2 separate regions of the Homo sapiens genome follow, and region 1 is linked to region 2. The links are chromatin loops, found by intact Hi-C in ENCODE. Cell type or tissue: natural killer cell. All regions are shown on one strand. Each heading gives the region's core, and the rest is flanking DNA. Links, peaks and the distances in the headings are about the cores only.

The links. Peaks named below come from ENCODE experiments on the same cell type or tissue, not always from the same donor. Only the 100,000 strongest peaks of a DNase experiment are listed, where the experiment ranks them.
Region 1: it touches region 2 in a loop (13-fold over the local background); 8 of 110 quality-filtered maps call a loop at or near these places.

What each region holds. Positions count from the first base shown.
Region 1 is chr7:124,852,359-124,860,358 of GRCh38, forward strand. POT1 (protection of telomeres 1) reads right to left here. Exons shown (of 19, transcript NM_015450.3): 9 at 6,599-6,754; 10 at 614-780. Among named protein-coding and RNA genes, the nearest start is that of LINC03043, 66 kb to the left of the region's middle. In natural killer cell, for the core only: CTCF peaks have their summits at 4,124 (motif pointing left) and 4,335; a DNase peak (open chromatin) is centred at 4,113.
Region 2 is chr7:123,677,663-123,686,982 of GRCh38, forward strand. It overlaps WASL (WASP like actin nucleation promoting factor), which reads right to left. Exons shown (of 11, transcript NM_003941.4): 11 at 4,281-6,918. The coding sequence ends at 6,857. Among named protein-coding and RNA genes, the nearest start is that of LMOD2, 26 kb to the left of the region's middle. In natural killer cell, for the core only: CTCF peaks have their summits at 5,079 and 5,280; a DNase peak (open chromatin) is centred at 5,169.

The DNA.
Region 1 (8,000 bases), core at 1-8,000, 1.2 Mb after region 2:
AATTTAATGAACAGTATGTTTTCTCTTTGAAGATATGAAGATTTTTTAAATTTCTAGAATATTGACCAAAATGCTTCTGCACACAATACTCACTAGGAATACCTTGGGAAAAGCAGATCTAAATATATAGCAGGTCTAAGATACTATTTACTTTCTGGCACATGTAAAAATTTTAAAAAGTTTAAAAGAGAGTGATACACCAAAACATGTGTTATCTATTTAATCAGTGGCACTTCAGAAATACATTTTTTTCATGAGAGAATTAAATATTTTTGGAATCTTAGATATGTATCAAATTTTCCAAACTTTAGCTAAGGTCTAGTTTCCCCTGTTTGTTGCTGTACTTGGAGAGTGTGGTAAATGATAGAAGAGAAGCATGAGTGTAAAAGCCAGATTCAAACTGTTGGAAAACTTCAACTATAACCCTGGCTCTGCTACTACTTAGCTCTATGAGCCTATAATCATTTGATTTGTTTCATTTGGCTCATCTATTTAAAAACATGGCAAATGGCACAAAAGGCTAGGGAACTATCAGAAGCCCCAGGAACAATATTATCTTAGAAATCGGCTTAATCGATACCTTATTTACATTTTCTAAATACTAAAAGCTTACTTTTTCAGTTGATCCACATCAGAGTTACTTTCTGGCAAGACCCTGATTCCCCGACCGTAACTGGTACCTCCATGAAGATGAAACTCTAAACTTAACATTGTCTGATTCTCTGAATTCATTGATTGAAGTTTGGTATGAAGGCTATAGATTCTAAGAAAGCTTCCAACCTAAAAAATAGATCATTTGTTATTTAGAAAGTGGGGAAAAATTAAAATACTTCTGATATTTAAAACTTTAATAACCAATATGGGGCCAATGAGGGCACTGACCAGTCAGGAAATATACTAAAGTATCTGCAAAGTATGCTATACGAGTGTGGTTGAATATCAGCTGCATGGACACTACATCAAAACTAAATATATGGACATGTGCATGCATATGCGTGTGTGCACACACATACATATACACACACATTCAACTGTAAGAGATATTTCCATTTCAGATCTATTAAAATGTGAAAAAATATTGTGTCTTAGCATCAATAAAATATAATGGTTAAGAAACCCATTACCTAAACGGAATTCAAGCCCTCTATTTGACTAAGGTTTCTGAAAATGCCTTGCTTTAACTAGTTTAAGGATTAATTAAATATGATCCTGAAGATACTGTCATTACAAGAATGCTAAGAAGAAATTTTAAATATGGTACTACCGAAAAATAATAAACATCTTCCATCTTACAAGTTCTATGGAAAGAAAACTTCTGCATTTGTGCCTGTACCACCACAGTGTGAAACACTCCTTGAGTTCAAACGTAAGAGTTAACTAATTAGAGTTTTGAATTAAATGTTCTATAGTTAATCTCAGATGTTTTGCTAAACTTAGTCTACAAATGTCTTTAATTATAGACCACTGAGATTTTTCTTTTAATGGAGATTTCAAATGAGAGAGATGCAGAATGCTATTCAAAGATATTGACACCTACCTAAAAGAAGCTATATAACCTAAATCACATTTATATTTATGAAGAAAGATTTAGAAGCAAAAGGAGTTACAAACAAGGAAATTTAATTCATTTGTATAAATATAGCACTCCTGACTACTGGATGACTATAGGGATACCACTTTTTTTCCCCTACAAGTTCAGGATTGAATAACAGACATCTTACATAACAAAAAAACTATATAGGTTAAATATTCTTTATCTGAAATACTTGAAAACAGAAGTGTTTCAGATTTCAGATATTTACAGATTTTGGAATATCTGCATATATATAATGAGCTATCTTAGAGATGAGACCCAAGTCTAAAAACGAAATTCATTTATGTTTCACATATATGTTATACACATCACCTGAAAGTAATTTTCTATAATATTTTCAATAATTTTGTGCATGACACAAAATTTTTGTACACTGAATAATTGGAAAGCAAAGGGTTCACTCGCATACTGGCACTCAAAAAGATCTGCATTTAGGAGAATTCTGGACTTTTAGATTATGGAGGCTCAATCCTATAAAAGGAAACGTTTAAAAAAAAAAGATGAGTAGCAAATCAACTTTCCAATTCTGCTTATTGTAGCTTCTCTTAATTATATTTCCCCTCATTACTCTTTATTTCTGATGGAGGATATAAGCAAAGGAGGTAAGGAGAAAACCCACACTCCCAGGTGCTACTCCTTCATTCCCAAGGATCTTTTTTCCCAACCAATCAAGGGTTTTATAAGGAGCAGACAAAATACAAGCCTTTCCTTTGACCTCTTTCACTTACATCTATATCATAACCAGGGAGTAGTATAAAGAAAGTTAAAGAAGAAAAGAACAAAAAGAAAAAAGAAAAAAATAATTTTCCTCATAGTCTTCAAAGTGAGACATTGGAAAAAACATAAAATTTTCTAGTTTTATCTCATTCTTTTTGACTGGATTATTTTGTGATTCTTTTAAAATATGTGTGTGTATATGTATATATAAATATATTAGTATAGCACATGTATGTATGATCTACAAAAGATTTGAAAGAAGGCCTAAACACATGGAGAAAGATATTCACATACAAAAGGCTTTGATATTACAAAAATGATAATTTCCTCCAAATTAAACTTTAAATTTTATGCAATTCAATCAAAATTCCCAGAAGCTTTCATGGAATCTGAAAAGCTAATCCAAAAACTTATACGAAAGAGAACAGTCAAATCAATTTTAAAGAATATGAGAGGGGGGCTTTACCCTATCAAAAAATACATAAAGAAAAAGGATAATAAACATAGGTATACGTACAAACCTACATATGGAGACACAGAGAGGAGAGCAAAAAAAAAAAAAAAAAAAAAAAAACCAGAGCAGGCAGGAGCTCAAAGAAGGTTCGATGTGTAGAGTTTTATTTCCTAAAATTTAAAAGTGTCTGAAATAAATGTGGCAAAACATTTAAAAAATAAGGTGAACACACGGGTGTTTATTATACTATCTTGTCTACTACAGTATTTTTTAACATAACAAAATTTCGAGGCCAAGATATAAGTTATTCACATAAAGATAAGTTGTTATTATCAAAAATTCCTTATGGAGGCAGCATTGTATTTTTTCAAAAGCTTGACTAAAAATACTATGAAATGTGCCAGATGCTCTATTATAAAAAAACAAGTATTGGTTAATCTTGTCAGTATTAAGATTCCAAAAATACAAATGAAACATCAACCAAAAAATTATAAAAATACAGTTTAAAAAACAACTATAGAAGTCTATTTAAATACTAAAAAAAAACTAGAAACACTAAAAAAAAAAGCAAAGTAAATATGGCTAGTAAGAAATGACTATCCCTTTAGAAATAATCAAACGATTTGTCATAAACGGTCAAGAATTTCCCTTTAGGTTTATTATTTTTAATTCCCTGAATATGTCTCAAAATAGCCAACCAAATCACAGCTGTTGAACTATTGAAGGCCAAAACATAATTATGACCACGTATATTTTATAATTAACAATTGTGTCTGGATAAGAGTAGGGATTTAGAAAGTAAAGCTTTAGTTTCCAGACAAAAGATTTGAAATCTCAGTTTATGTGACTGGGTCTGTGTAAAATGTTTAAGGGAATGATATAACAAAAAGTGAGATTCAGAAAATAGTTAAGGGCAATTCGGGCTCTAAAATACATTGCTTGTAGATGTTGATTATATTATATTCTATAATTGCATTATACTGTCCTCTTTACTAAAATAAAAACACATTTTTTCCTGTTTCTATACAACAAAAGTCTTTCGTACTGGTTCCAGGTATTTTGACACAAAAACGTAATTTTAAACAGTTGTCTTGAAAGTACCAAGAAGAATTCATTTATATCAATGTCACGTGAGTGAAGAGTTCCTAAATTAAGAAGAAATGTTACAGAGGTTGTCAGAAAACAAATAAATGTGATGTCAATGTGTATTAAATAAAAATCTAAAGTTATATTACTTACACAGAGAAAAATCATTTTCATATTGCATTGCAGACAAATAATATAATGCTATTGATATCTTCACAGAAAACACAGTGCCATACATTTTCTTAATTATGTGTGCTCATATCACCCTCTAGTGGGCAAAATAAAGCAGAACATAAAAAAGGAGAAAAGAATCTGGAAAAAAAATCCACAGCATTCACTGATTCATTCATTCAGCAGCAGCTATTACTTACTTCATCCTCACTACAGGGAAAGCACTGCGATAGGTGCTGTTCAGGACTAAGACAAGAAAAGCAGGAAAAGCGGAAACAGAAAGACCTACATTGGAAGACCTGTTTGGAAGCAGTATAGGGAAAGAGAAGGGAATAAAATGGCGAAGGAAGGTATGCAGAGTGTGGAACTGAGGTGAATCTAAAATGTAAATTCATTTTATTTATGAAAGAACTCTATGAAAAAACCTCCAGAACTGAACTTATCATATATTTAATTTTGAAATAAACTAATCAATGTAGATAATATCTTTCAGGGAAATAATGTCAAAAATATATCTTCAACAGTCAGTGTTTTCTGATATGTCACAGATGTATGTGCATACATATATACACACAGAGGACAAAAAAGTACAGTCACTATCTTCCTGGACCCTGGATTTAATCTAATTTATTGATTTGAGTTGAGTAAACTTACTTGGTTTGTTGTTGTTTTGTTTTCTAATTACTATTTTTTCTGTAACCCAGAACAGTATTGATGGTGAACTTATTTGTGATACAATGTAGAATGGATATATTTGCTACTCCATGGCCACTGATTTATAAAGGGAAATTGGGCATTGAAATTCAGATCTTCACTCTTACTGTTTTCTTTTAATTTCCTATAAGTAGGCTAGAAGATATTTGTGATGGAGATCACTTCCATTTAATGCTTTAAAAGATTAGCTCTGCAAAGAGACATTGTGGATTCAAACACTGGCTTCATCCAGATAGGGACAGGAGGCAGGGAAATTCTACGCAGAAGAGGGCAGGTCCCCAGCAAGGACCCTGCTCTCAAGCTGAAAAGCCTGATACCACGGCCCAAAGTGAGAACTTACATCCCTGTTTTCCTGCTCAAATGTTGCCTTTTCTAAAACCATCCATGGCCCACCCCACCTGACATCCTGTGCCCATAAAAACCCCAGGCTCAGCCGGCAGAGGGAAGAGAGGCAGCTGGCCATCAGACACTATGGCTGGATGTCAGAGAGAAGCAGCTTGACTTCAGAGGGACAGCTTGATGGTGTAACCTGGGAGAAGAATCTGGCCAGAGAGGGCCAGACTTCAAGGTAAGACTACCTTCCTGCTCCATCCTCTTTTCACTTCCCCTTCCCACTGAGCCACTTTCATCAGTAATGAAATCCCCTGAATTTACCATCTTCATTTTATTCTTGAGACCTCATTCCTCCTGGATGCTACACAAGAGCTCGGGTGCCACAAGTGTGGTGTGAGTCAGTCACAGCTACCCTGCACTAAGCTGTTAACACTTAAGCTGTCCATGGATGACAGAGCTAAAACAGTACTGTAACACTTCCTCTGGGGCTTCAGGGGTCACCAGCACCCTCTCAGATGCTGCTGTGGGGCCAGTACAGAGTTTGCTTCTGCCCGTGCCCAAAAGCCTTTGCCCTGGCTCCTGCACCTGCTCACCTGCATGCTCCCACTCCTGTGGTCTGAGTGAGTGGAGCTCTCCCCTGCCAGCACTGAAGCGGCTGCCTAGTTCCAGCACCTGTGCACTCCAGTTCCTGCCCGTGAAGGGGTCAGGGAAATACCCTGCTTCAATCCAACTAGCTGTGGAATCTTGAACCACTGATTTAACCTGAGTGCCTCATTTCACATTTGTAGAACGAGATGACTACCATCACCTGTCTTATAGGAGAGTACCAAATGCATATAAAGTGCCTAGCAAAAGTTACTCTTATTATTTACTGCATTATTATTTATCATACCATTCTTTACTACAAAAAGTACTTTCAAATAAAAGATATAATAGAGAAAAGAAATTCCCTACAATTTTTGTTAATAGTTAAGTACTGCCATATCTAAACTGTGCACCTTAATGTATTTCAGAAGACAGTATGCAAATTCTATAAATTACACAGTATACACACACCCAATTTATAATATTATAAACTTATAATATAAACTTGTAATATAAATATTACAATTATAACAAATTGTAATTTAACAATTTGTTAAACTAATGAACAAAAAGTTATCAGCTACATTCTATCAAACCAGTTTACCAAGCTTAGCATTTAAGTTAGCAATATTTTATATAGCCTTTTTCATTCTAAAGCAGTATTATCTCACACAACAAAATTTTTCTATACTATTTTCACAGTAAAATTATGTATACCTTTAAGACATTTAAGAAAGATTATTTTAAAAATTGCTCTAACCCATTAAGTTTATCTTTTAATAATTTATTGTAACATACATTTTACAACTTAAAAATCAAAGAAATAAATATAATTTCTAGACTGTATCACCTATACATGTAACCATATATAAAAAATTTACATGAGCAAAAATCACTATAATTTATAAAAACATAAAATAACATTTTTTCCTACTATACATCACCTTCAGAGATCTTGCCACATGAACATGGTTATCGTAGACTAAAATGTCTATTGTCAGATTTTGTAGCCGATGGATGTGACTTAAATCACCTTCAAGAACAAGGTCTTGTATTAAGACTCTCCAAGATGGAAATGGTGTCCTGGTGCCATCCCATACCTGCCATAAGAGAGTAGAGTAGTTTTATGATCCTTTTGAAAAAATGCTTGTGCTAAAAAGTTTTTTCCTGGAAACAGTATTTAAAAGTAATTAAACTTATGCCTCTGAATATTGGCACTATTTTAAATATGACATTATTTTCTGATTGTTAAAGAACTACATATGAAATATGGGTAATGTGGAAAATGTAGAAGAATGTAAAGGAGAAAAAGAGTCACACTGCCATAAGCTCAGACTAAATATTCCTGAGTCAAGTGCTTTATACAATAAAAACAAACCAAAATGATCTTGAAAAACACTCATATGTATTAAAATATTTTTGCACATAAATACAACTAGTAAAATTATGAATGCTCTAAAAATTATAATAGTAATACATTTGACATTAATCAAATTATTTTTATGAGATTCAGTCTCATTCTTAAATTAGTTGTAAAGCATTATTCTGATGTTTCCATACAAAGAAGTAAATGTTGTAAATTTGAATAATTTCCTTTATATGATGATTTTCTGGTTCACATTATGCTTTTTCTTCTCCAAACCGTATTACAGGTGAGACATACAAATTACCCACCAGCTCTGGCTATAAATGACGCCTGGTTATTTATATAAAAAAAAAAAACCATAAAACAAAACACACAAAAGATAAGGCCGCACCAATACTGTAGATATTAAAACAAATAGAATATATACATTTAGAGAAAACTCAATTTGAGAGTATTGCTCAGAAAAAAAAAACATATAATATTAACAGAATAGAGAAAAATATGGAATGATGTCAGATCAACAAATTTATTAAATTATATTTAATGCAAACGATTGGTATACCACGGCTACTGAAAAATTAAAATAAATGCACTGTGGTTAGTAAAAAAGGTACCAATATTAATATTGTGCCCAGGTTGAGATGGAAAATGATTATACTATTTTGTATGTAACCAGACATTATATCGAGTAATGTCTAGCTCCTCTGTTATTAAAAAATATAATTTAAAAATTATTTCTGATACATAAGAAAATCACTGTCCGGAAAAAAAAAATCACTCATATTTCCCAGAGTTGAAAACAGTAAAATGTTGCTTTATAGGCCTCCCAATATATTTTTGCTATGTACATATACATTTTTAGTGTGTAAATGAAACTACAGTAATCACTAAATAGACCATCATGAAATTCTATCTCAACAAGTGTATGTCTATAATGTCATTTTATGGTTACAAAGTATTTTATGGTGACATTTACAATG
Region 2 (9,320 bases), core at 603-8,602:
AAAACTTGCTAAGGAAGTGACAGAAAAAAAAAATAAGCCTGACTTCTCAATGGGACTTAGCATTATATGGTCACATGAATTTCCTGTATTACCCTGATCTTAGAGATGTATTAGTACATAGATTTGTTTTATTCTGGGGTCTATTTCCAACTTACAGTAATGATAATCATTTAAAATAGTTTGTTTCAGTATAGGACATTAGAGTAATACTTGCATTCAAGTGCATTTATCCATTGACTCTGAAAATAAATCATACTTCTGGAAATTTCTGAAGACTCAGGAATATTAATTAGGAAAACATTTCCTTACATTTCTGTTCTTTCTTGCTTTAGTCACCATTTCCTATTAATATTTAAGAAACTTGTATATTTAAAAGCTTTCTGGGGAAAACCTTCAAAAAAAATTCCTTTACAGTTTTACAATGCCTATCTCTACCCTCAATTTTGTGGAAAATCTTACCAATGTGTAGAGCGATAGTTTTTCACAAGTTGAAAGATACCCCAAAGTTTATTATGTCAAGCAGTTCATATGTAGGATCATTACCACAATCCTAATATCACAAGGCAAGACCAAGATACAAAGATAAGGCTACATTGAAGTGTTAAGCTGCCATGCATTGGAAAGGGCAACTACATTTCTTTTTTCTGTGCATATAAGTTACCCTATCTTTTCCAACAACCTATCAAATACCATTTAACAGTAGCACATAATTAGTGAAGTAGGCTTTGCAAAGTCTTTACAGAATCAAAACTGAACTCAAAGGCACAATCTATTTGTTTTTCCTAAGCTGGTCGAATGATCTTGGTTAGTGATTTAGACAATTTGGAAACAAACAAACAAACAAAAAACACAAGAAAAATACCGTGATTCCCATATCAAATCAGTTTTTTGGCTGTTTTGAGTTTTTGGAAAACAAAGTGATGAAAGTGCTAAAGCAAACAGGGTGCTAAAGGGCTCATGTAGTGTGCGCAGACTACCTCTTTTTGCACAGTCTAACTGGTCTAAACCGTGTCAAGTTAACGCAGTATGTTGGCTATAGAACTTTTGCGTACTGGTGCGGATCTAAAGCAACCATCTGGCTCAGAATCCACTTGAACTTCCTAAACATCTCTGGGCAGCAAGTCCATTATAAGCATGTTCTATAGCATCCAGATATTCAACCATGGCCAAAGAAAGGCCTCTTAAATGGAATCATAAGGCCCATTTACTGGTGGTTTGGTAAGAATGTGGTTGAAATACTAGGGCTATGCTTGTATCTACAGCAAAGTTCAGAAAACTTAAAAAAAAAAAAAAAGAAAAAGAAAAGAAAAAAACCCTTACACTTGAATGGTCAGGTGTAGTTTTGAGCTTTAGCTGACAGAATTAAGAGAAAGTTTGGCCCTTATGCATTCACATCCTTGCTCAATAAACAAACAAAACACAAATGAGTCTCCTCCTCCAGAACTAGTTTTTGTCCCTAAAAATGGAGATTCAAATGCATTTCTTAATTCTACTTGCTGAGCATTCCCCAATCACCACAATATGCTTAGGAACACACTCTCCTTTCTGTTCTCTGCCTCCTTAGATTCCCACCCTGGTTTAAAAAAAAAAAAAAAAAAAATTTGGTCAGACGCTGATTTAAAGAACTAAATTATACTTGCCTTTAACACAACTATAGAACTGAGACATAAACAGCTTTGTTTTCCCATAGTTAACCGGACATGATAATGCCTTTTCATTTGTTTCTTGTATTTGTTTCACAAATACGAGATCCACATTTTATTTTCCTGCCTCTTTTCCGGTAAGGTTGAAATACATGCAACCAAGTTAGGATCTCCCTCTCTCTCATCAATAATAAAGCCAGGAAGTTGGATTTGAAGCATTGTTTGTCCTTGTGGTCCTTGGAAGAACTCCCGGTCTTTAAATTGACAGTGCAGCTGTTGATCAAAATTATTCAGAAAATTAATATATTCTTAATTTTCTGTCAGACAAGTTGATTGTAGACTTATGAAATACTTATGTCTAAGTAAAAACAATGCCTATAGTTTCTGTAAGAAACTAACAAAAATAATTTGGATGTAGAATGAAAAGCTCAACCTCATTTCAACTCTGTACTAGATGACAGAAGTGCCCTGTGATGACCAAATGCTCGGGCAATGTAGGGTGACTGCCGCCAATGAGCCAAAATACAATCACATGCATCAGAGTCAGAGGCTGGCTCCTCAAAACAAGCCAGCTTTTCTGGTTAGAGATGGACATAGGATGTTGGCGGCATCTATCAACACCCAGATGATATGAGAAAGGGTGACATTTGTAGCCATATACCTTTCAGAAACAAACTAAATCTGCATTTATCCTTAAGAAAAAGAGAAAGGCATACAATAGGATTATGGTGCATGAGAAAGAGCAGCTGAACTAGTCAGATCTGGCTTCTAGTAGATACTTTAACCTCGGGCAAGCCCCACAAGCACTGTGAATATGAATGAGGACCCTCACCTGCAAAATTAGAGAACAGGCTTGGTGGTGTCCACATGCCTGTTCTCATGTAACTCATGTAACTCAATGGTCCAAACGTCTTTCATTTATGAAATAAGTATTTTAGATTTAAATGATGTAAATGTGGGTGGGGACCTATCCTATCCACTGTTGTATCTTAATGTCCACCACACATTTAGTTCATAATATGATATTGATGCTTAAAAAAATCCTTAAAATTAGGCTTTGATGAAAATCTTCACACATCTAGCAACAGCTAAGACAAGACAAAATTTAGGTCATGAAATGCTAAGCAATTCAAGACAGAAAATAGTGTTTTGTTCAAGTTCCATAATGCAATCTGATACTGCTGAAATTGAACTTGCTGTTAAATAGAAACATTTTTTTTTAAAAATCCTAAGGTAGATTTTTTGTGGTTGTTAAATAATTCAGGGACTACTTCAAGTTTACTAGAAACGCCCCAATACACAAGTATCTGATTAGACTGAAACCACCTATAAATTACAATCTCAAAATAATTTTTACTCCAATAATTTTTACTCAAAAAAATTTACTCAAAGTTTTACTCAAAATAATTGTGTGCTATCTTATCTTGACTTGTCAATCTTGATGGTGTGCATGGCCAATTTAGAGTTACACTGGACTTGTGTAATAGTTAACACTGTATCAACAGTTAGTTAGCACAATCTGTGATGCTTTTCTTTTTTTGGAAAAACCTATGGCAGATGCATCCGGAGACAAATTTTTCAATAGGCTCCTCACGGCAATGGAGGATGCCAAGTATCACATACAGAAGTAAAGGCAGTAGCTGCAAAGCATGTTCTCTAACATATTCATAACAGTGTACTATACCTTTCCTAGAGGCTTCCTTAGAAAGCAAAGTTTTTTTTTTAATCCATGAATAAATGACCAAGAGATTATAAAGAATGCTGTGTTTTGGAGGTGAGATGTGACAATGTCAATAAATGTGGAAGGTAAATTTCCCAACTTTTCCATACAGGCTTTTCTATTGTACTATAAATAAGCCTTATCTCTATATTTGTCCTTTAGGAACTCCGTTTCTAAAACAAGAGTTATCTCGGGAATCCCCTCTGTTGATTAGATAAAAATGACCTGACAGAAACAATTCTTAGGCATCTTTAAAAAATTATTTTAAAAGTCTAATATATTCTTAAGTGTTCACATTTGTACAACAGAAACAACTTTTTAATAGAACGTATTACTCTTGAAATGGTTGTTAAATTTGGCCAAAGCTCTTAAAAGGAATTTTGTAGCATCCTACACTCTGAATTCCGCAACTCAGTTTAATCTTCAGACACCCACTTGTGCCAGGGTCAGTGAAACAGAAAATTCTATCTATCAAAAACAGAGTTTACCGTTTAAAATGAGCACCCTCTTTGATATCATTTATTAAAAGCTACTTATGTCCCATACAAACTGCTATATTTGGCATTTATTGAAACTACCAATAAACTCCAATATCATTCTGATTTAGAAAACTTCAACATTTCTGGTATGTGGAAGAGTTCCAAACAGTTTGACCTTGCAATGTCAATGCTCTGTGAACGACAGCAGTGGCTTCTAGGGGAGCTGCTGAGCAGCTGTCATGTTTCCCAACAGAACAGGGTGCAACATTCTTCTGCTCACCATGTTTATTTAATGGCACACTCTAACTCTCAGGGCATGCAGTCTGCTGAAAACATCAACCATTATCATTGATCGCTCTGTACCCTTCACTATACAGTTTAAAAATTTTAAACCTATTTTACTCTCTTAACAATAAACACATGAAACACATTATTTTATTCTATTTGGGTCAAATTAATTTTATTATGCTCCATGATGAATTGCCACCAGTGCAACATCCTATTCACTATACATTTCAAAAAAAGAATTCACATACTAAACAAAATTTCAGTTGTCTGAAAATGAAATGATTGAAAGTCTTTATGAATCTCATACATACAATATGTGGCTAGCTGAAATTGTCTATCACGTAGCATTTAGATATAAAAAGCCTCATGCTAGTTTGTTAAATGCAAAGGCTACCAGACGACCATTTAGCTGGAGAATATACGGAAGGCTTTCAGACAACGCACAGGTATAGTGCTGCTCACAGTGCAGGATGGTAGAGGACTGAAACATGCAACCTTACACCTTACTTGGTAAAGCAGATTTAGTCTTCATGCCTGGACTGAACTCCACAGCTGCTGTGTTTCAACCAACAGTAATTTAGACTTTTTGTAACAACAACCAATGTCTTTTTCTTCTTTAAGAAAAAAAGAATAAATTAATTACCTTTGGCAAATTATATATCCATTTTACATGTTTAAAATTGTGCTTTGAACTCGAAGAATGGGTACTCTCTGCTGAGAGAAGTTCCTGATAAATATATATTATACCAAAGTCAGCTGGAAAATCTAGAATTTCTTGGCCACAAGTTAAGAGAGATCTTAAATTGGCATTACCCTGAAGACATTTCTAGGAAATTTAAAATGTTTTTTATATTGTCAAAAAGAAAAAATTTTTTCAATTAACATTACTTAAAATAATTATAATGTTCCATTTAACTTTTGTACAAACTCCTGATTTTATTGGTTAGTAGTTGTCCAGCCTCATCTGCACCAGATTGACTGAGCTCAAGCCACAATAAAAATGATAGTAAGTAGAAAAAGGTTTCTAGCAGCAGAGGGCACTGTTGTTGCAAGAAACAAAAAGTCTAGAATCTTTCCCATGTGCTTAAATTACTCTTGCAAGAAAGATAACATTCTTTGAATAACTTAAGTATTTTACTGCACCACTTACTGCTTTCAGCAACAAAACCTTTTAAATTATTTCTTATGATAACTAGATGCATGATCACTAGAGATTATGTAATAAATGGTTAAAATTCAAGCCACATCTTGCAGGTCCAGCCTGTCAAGATCTGCCAATACGAGATTTTGGTTGGTACAATTCTAGATAGCGTAATTTTTAGTTGGATATTGTGACTATAGTAATGAAATACATTTGGAACTACATTATGCATATTACTCAATGTGAGAAAAATATGTTTGTATTTAAATCAGATAATTTTCTACCTAAAATTTAAAGTAGGTAGGTATGATAATTAGCATTATAAATATGAAACAACCACCTTTAGGCAGATTAGTGTAGTGTAGAGAGGCAAAGAAACCCTAATTTTAACACACCATTTAGTATGCATAACAAATGTGCAGGTTGTAAAGTTTTATCTTTAAAAAAAAAAAATCTATCATTCAGTTATCTGTTCCAAGAACTCTGACATTGGGACCACCAATCTTTTAAGAAAAATGTAACTCTTCACATGCTATTTGACAAAAACCCTCAAAAGTTATCCAAATCAATGCATGTTCGGTTCCGTGTTTTAGCGCACACCTTTGCCAACTAGATTACATTTTTATGGTTGGTATTTCTGAACACCTCAATCCACACAAAGTGCAAAATAAAAATGCTAAAATTCTACAGTATTTTAGTACTATTCTGATTTGTATAGTTTTTTTAACCAAATATTGGAGTTACCATAATATTACCTCAGTTCATGTAGAATGAAAACTACTCCCTAAATCCCTGAAACTCCAACTTAAATTTTGTTTCAGAGTAATACCAAAAAAATTTTCAAAAATTTTGCTAAAAAGAGCCTGTCACATTTGCTACAGCATAAAAATAACCCCAGTCAATAACAAGTATTTAAGGGCTCCTTATGATCCCAGTCTGCAAATACCACTGCTATACCAATAACAGGCAGTATTACTGTAAGAGGTGTGTTAATCGTCTTCCCCACTAGTATCTCTGTAGTGATTTTATGTAGAGCATATTGCTAAAATTTGAGAAACTACATCGGTGTAGTGATGTCTACAGAACTGTGCAATGTATCAGCTTCAACATTCATATGTAGCATTGTATTCAAAATAAAGGGGCTAAAGAAACTAAGGTCTGCATCACTTAAAAAAGAATGTAGTGCTATACTAGATTTTTTTTTAAGAAAATTTAGGTACAGAAAAAGTAGGGTATGAAAATAGTGTTTTCCTTCTGGCATTATAAGTAAATTACATTAAGGTTTTTGTCAGTCTCACATATAGTATTTAAACTCCCTTGTTGATGGAATGAAAAATATTCACAAATCAAGTGAGCATCCTGGTGTAAACTTGCACACAATAACAGGGAGTAGCTTTGTAGAGGATTACGACAAACCTTTACAGATTAAATGAGGTATTGCACAGATTAAAAAAAAGCAAAAAAGGCAACAAAAATATACAGCAAATTGGTAGAACATTTACATGATAATTTTACAGAATCCACAGACAGAAAGTAGTGTTTAGTATTTCACCTTAAAAATATATATATATATATAATATATAGATCAGTCTTCCCACTCATCATCATCCTCAAAATCTTCTTCATCATCTTCATCTTCATCTTCATCTACAAGAAAATCAAGACAATTAAAACATATGCATAAATAAAATGACATTACATAATTCTTGGGTGGTTTCTCCAATTATTTAACTCCTGAAACACAGATAATGTGACTCCCAGAAGAATCTAGTTACTAAAACAGTTTAAAGTGAATCTAAAGAAATATATCTATAGAGTATGATAGTAAACTAAAGATTAAAACAGGGCTTAGAAGACAATGGTTCTAGTTCCTTAATATCTATGTGACAAATTTCAACCTGTTAATGTATAAAATCATCTGGGTTGACCTTTCTGTCACAAATCCAACTACCTTCTTGTACTCTTCATATGGATTCTCAAACTCAAAACTTCTAACTTTTATTTCCTTCCCCAATCTTCTTTTCCTGCTCCATCCTGGTCTGCTGCTCCATCTCAATAAATGGCATCACCATCCTGTCACATAATCAGGCCAAAAACCTAGAAATTATTATTACTTCCTCCTTTTTCACGATCCAATTATCAAGCCTGCTCTTTTTCACCTCTTTCACTGCTACTCTCCACACCACCATCACATCCTGCTTGGATTATTGCAACTCTAGAGTCTATTTGACTCAGAGCAAATGGAGTGATATTATTTAAATTTCAAGTTTAAAAAATATGTTGCTACCCTTCTTAAAGTCCTCCTGTGGCTACCACTGCTATTTGAATGAAATCTGATGCTACCTCCCTCCATAAGACCCTACATGATTTGTCCAGTTATTGTCTCTCTCTCTCCCCAAACTTCTCTCATATGTACTCTCCCTTCAAGTCACTCTCTCTAGTAAGATGGTCTCCTTTCTGTCCCTTAAACTCACCAATCTTATTCTGGCTTTAGAACTTCTGCAGTAGCTATTTCTTCGTTAAACTGAATCTTTTCATCATTTAGAAACCATTCATAAACTACTTCCTCAGAGAGGCCTTTCCTGACCATCATATGTAAAGTATAGCTCTTCCCCATAATCAGTAACGGCCTATCCCATTTTACTTTCCTCATATCACTTGCTAATATCTAAAATTATTGTACTTTATCTATTAAGCTCCATGACAGCACGGACCTTGCCTATCTTATTTCTCACTGTATCCTCAACACCAAAACAGCACTACACACCAGCCATTCAATAAATATTTGTTGAAGGAATATTTAGTTATCAGATTTTATAAGCATACTTCTATATTATACTGACTTTCCATATTTAACCTCTTCATATATCTATATATAAAATATGTATAAATATATACACCTATAAATATATAAATACATATACCTATATATAAATATATAAATATATATAAATATGTATATAAATATATATATAGGACCCATGAAGGCCAAGTATATAAAGTGGGACAGTGGCTGAGTAATTGTACTTGATAATGATAAAAAGCCAGTAAGACTAGGTGACATACGTGTGGGTTACATGTACAGAACACAGAACAATCTTTTTCTTCTATTTTTCTCATGTAAAATTGATTGTGTGAAGGTAGTATTTGAAGAAGTACTGGAGCTCTAGTATTAGAACTTGAAAATTAACAGAAGCCCAAGAGAAGCAACATTATCTTCTCTTAGCCCTAAACTAAGTTGTTACTTTTAAAACGATAATTATTTATTATTTATTTATTTATTTATTTAAGTCTCATGGTCAGCTCTAAATTGTTACAGAATTTATTTGGAAAGGAGTTCAATTGAGTCATGTTAATTTCTGTTTACTCTTCTAGCAAGGGAAATAATTTGCTACCAGATTTTGCTAGACATGCTTCACAAAATTTACCTGGATGAAAAGCATCAAAGACACCTGACTATGCTGGCATTACAGACTGACAAAAGACAGAAACTTATCAGTATCTATGGTGAAGAGGAAGAAGTAGCTAATAATTTCATCATCAGGTACTACCACAGAAATACTAACAGTTAAAATAAATGGGTCTGAAAATAAGTAAAAACCATCCTATATTTTCATTATATTAGCGTGACTATTACATACTATTAAAAAAAAACTTATTGTAGGGAAATATTTAGCAGAACTCACAGATACCAGCATAGAATAAATGCTTTTTCAGAATCATGTAGTTCACAGAAGCCTTACATTTCTTTATGAATGAATGAAGACCTTTCTTTATCTCTTCCTAGCAAACAACCTCTAAACAAAGCTTGAGATTTTTAGATCTCATTCCTATGACATTACTATGACATAAAAAATTCAGGCAGTTTACCTCATCTGTGAGGATTAGGGCTAAGAATTTAGGTAATTTTCACTGTTTTTATGCTAAAGAAGACTATACCATAAACATAACCATAACTTTAAATACCAGGTGTCTATGTATATCCTACTGACATGCAATTTAACAATTCAGACCTCTCCTGTGACTTCCAGACTCATAACGAAATGCCT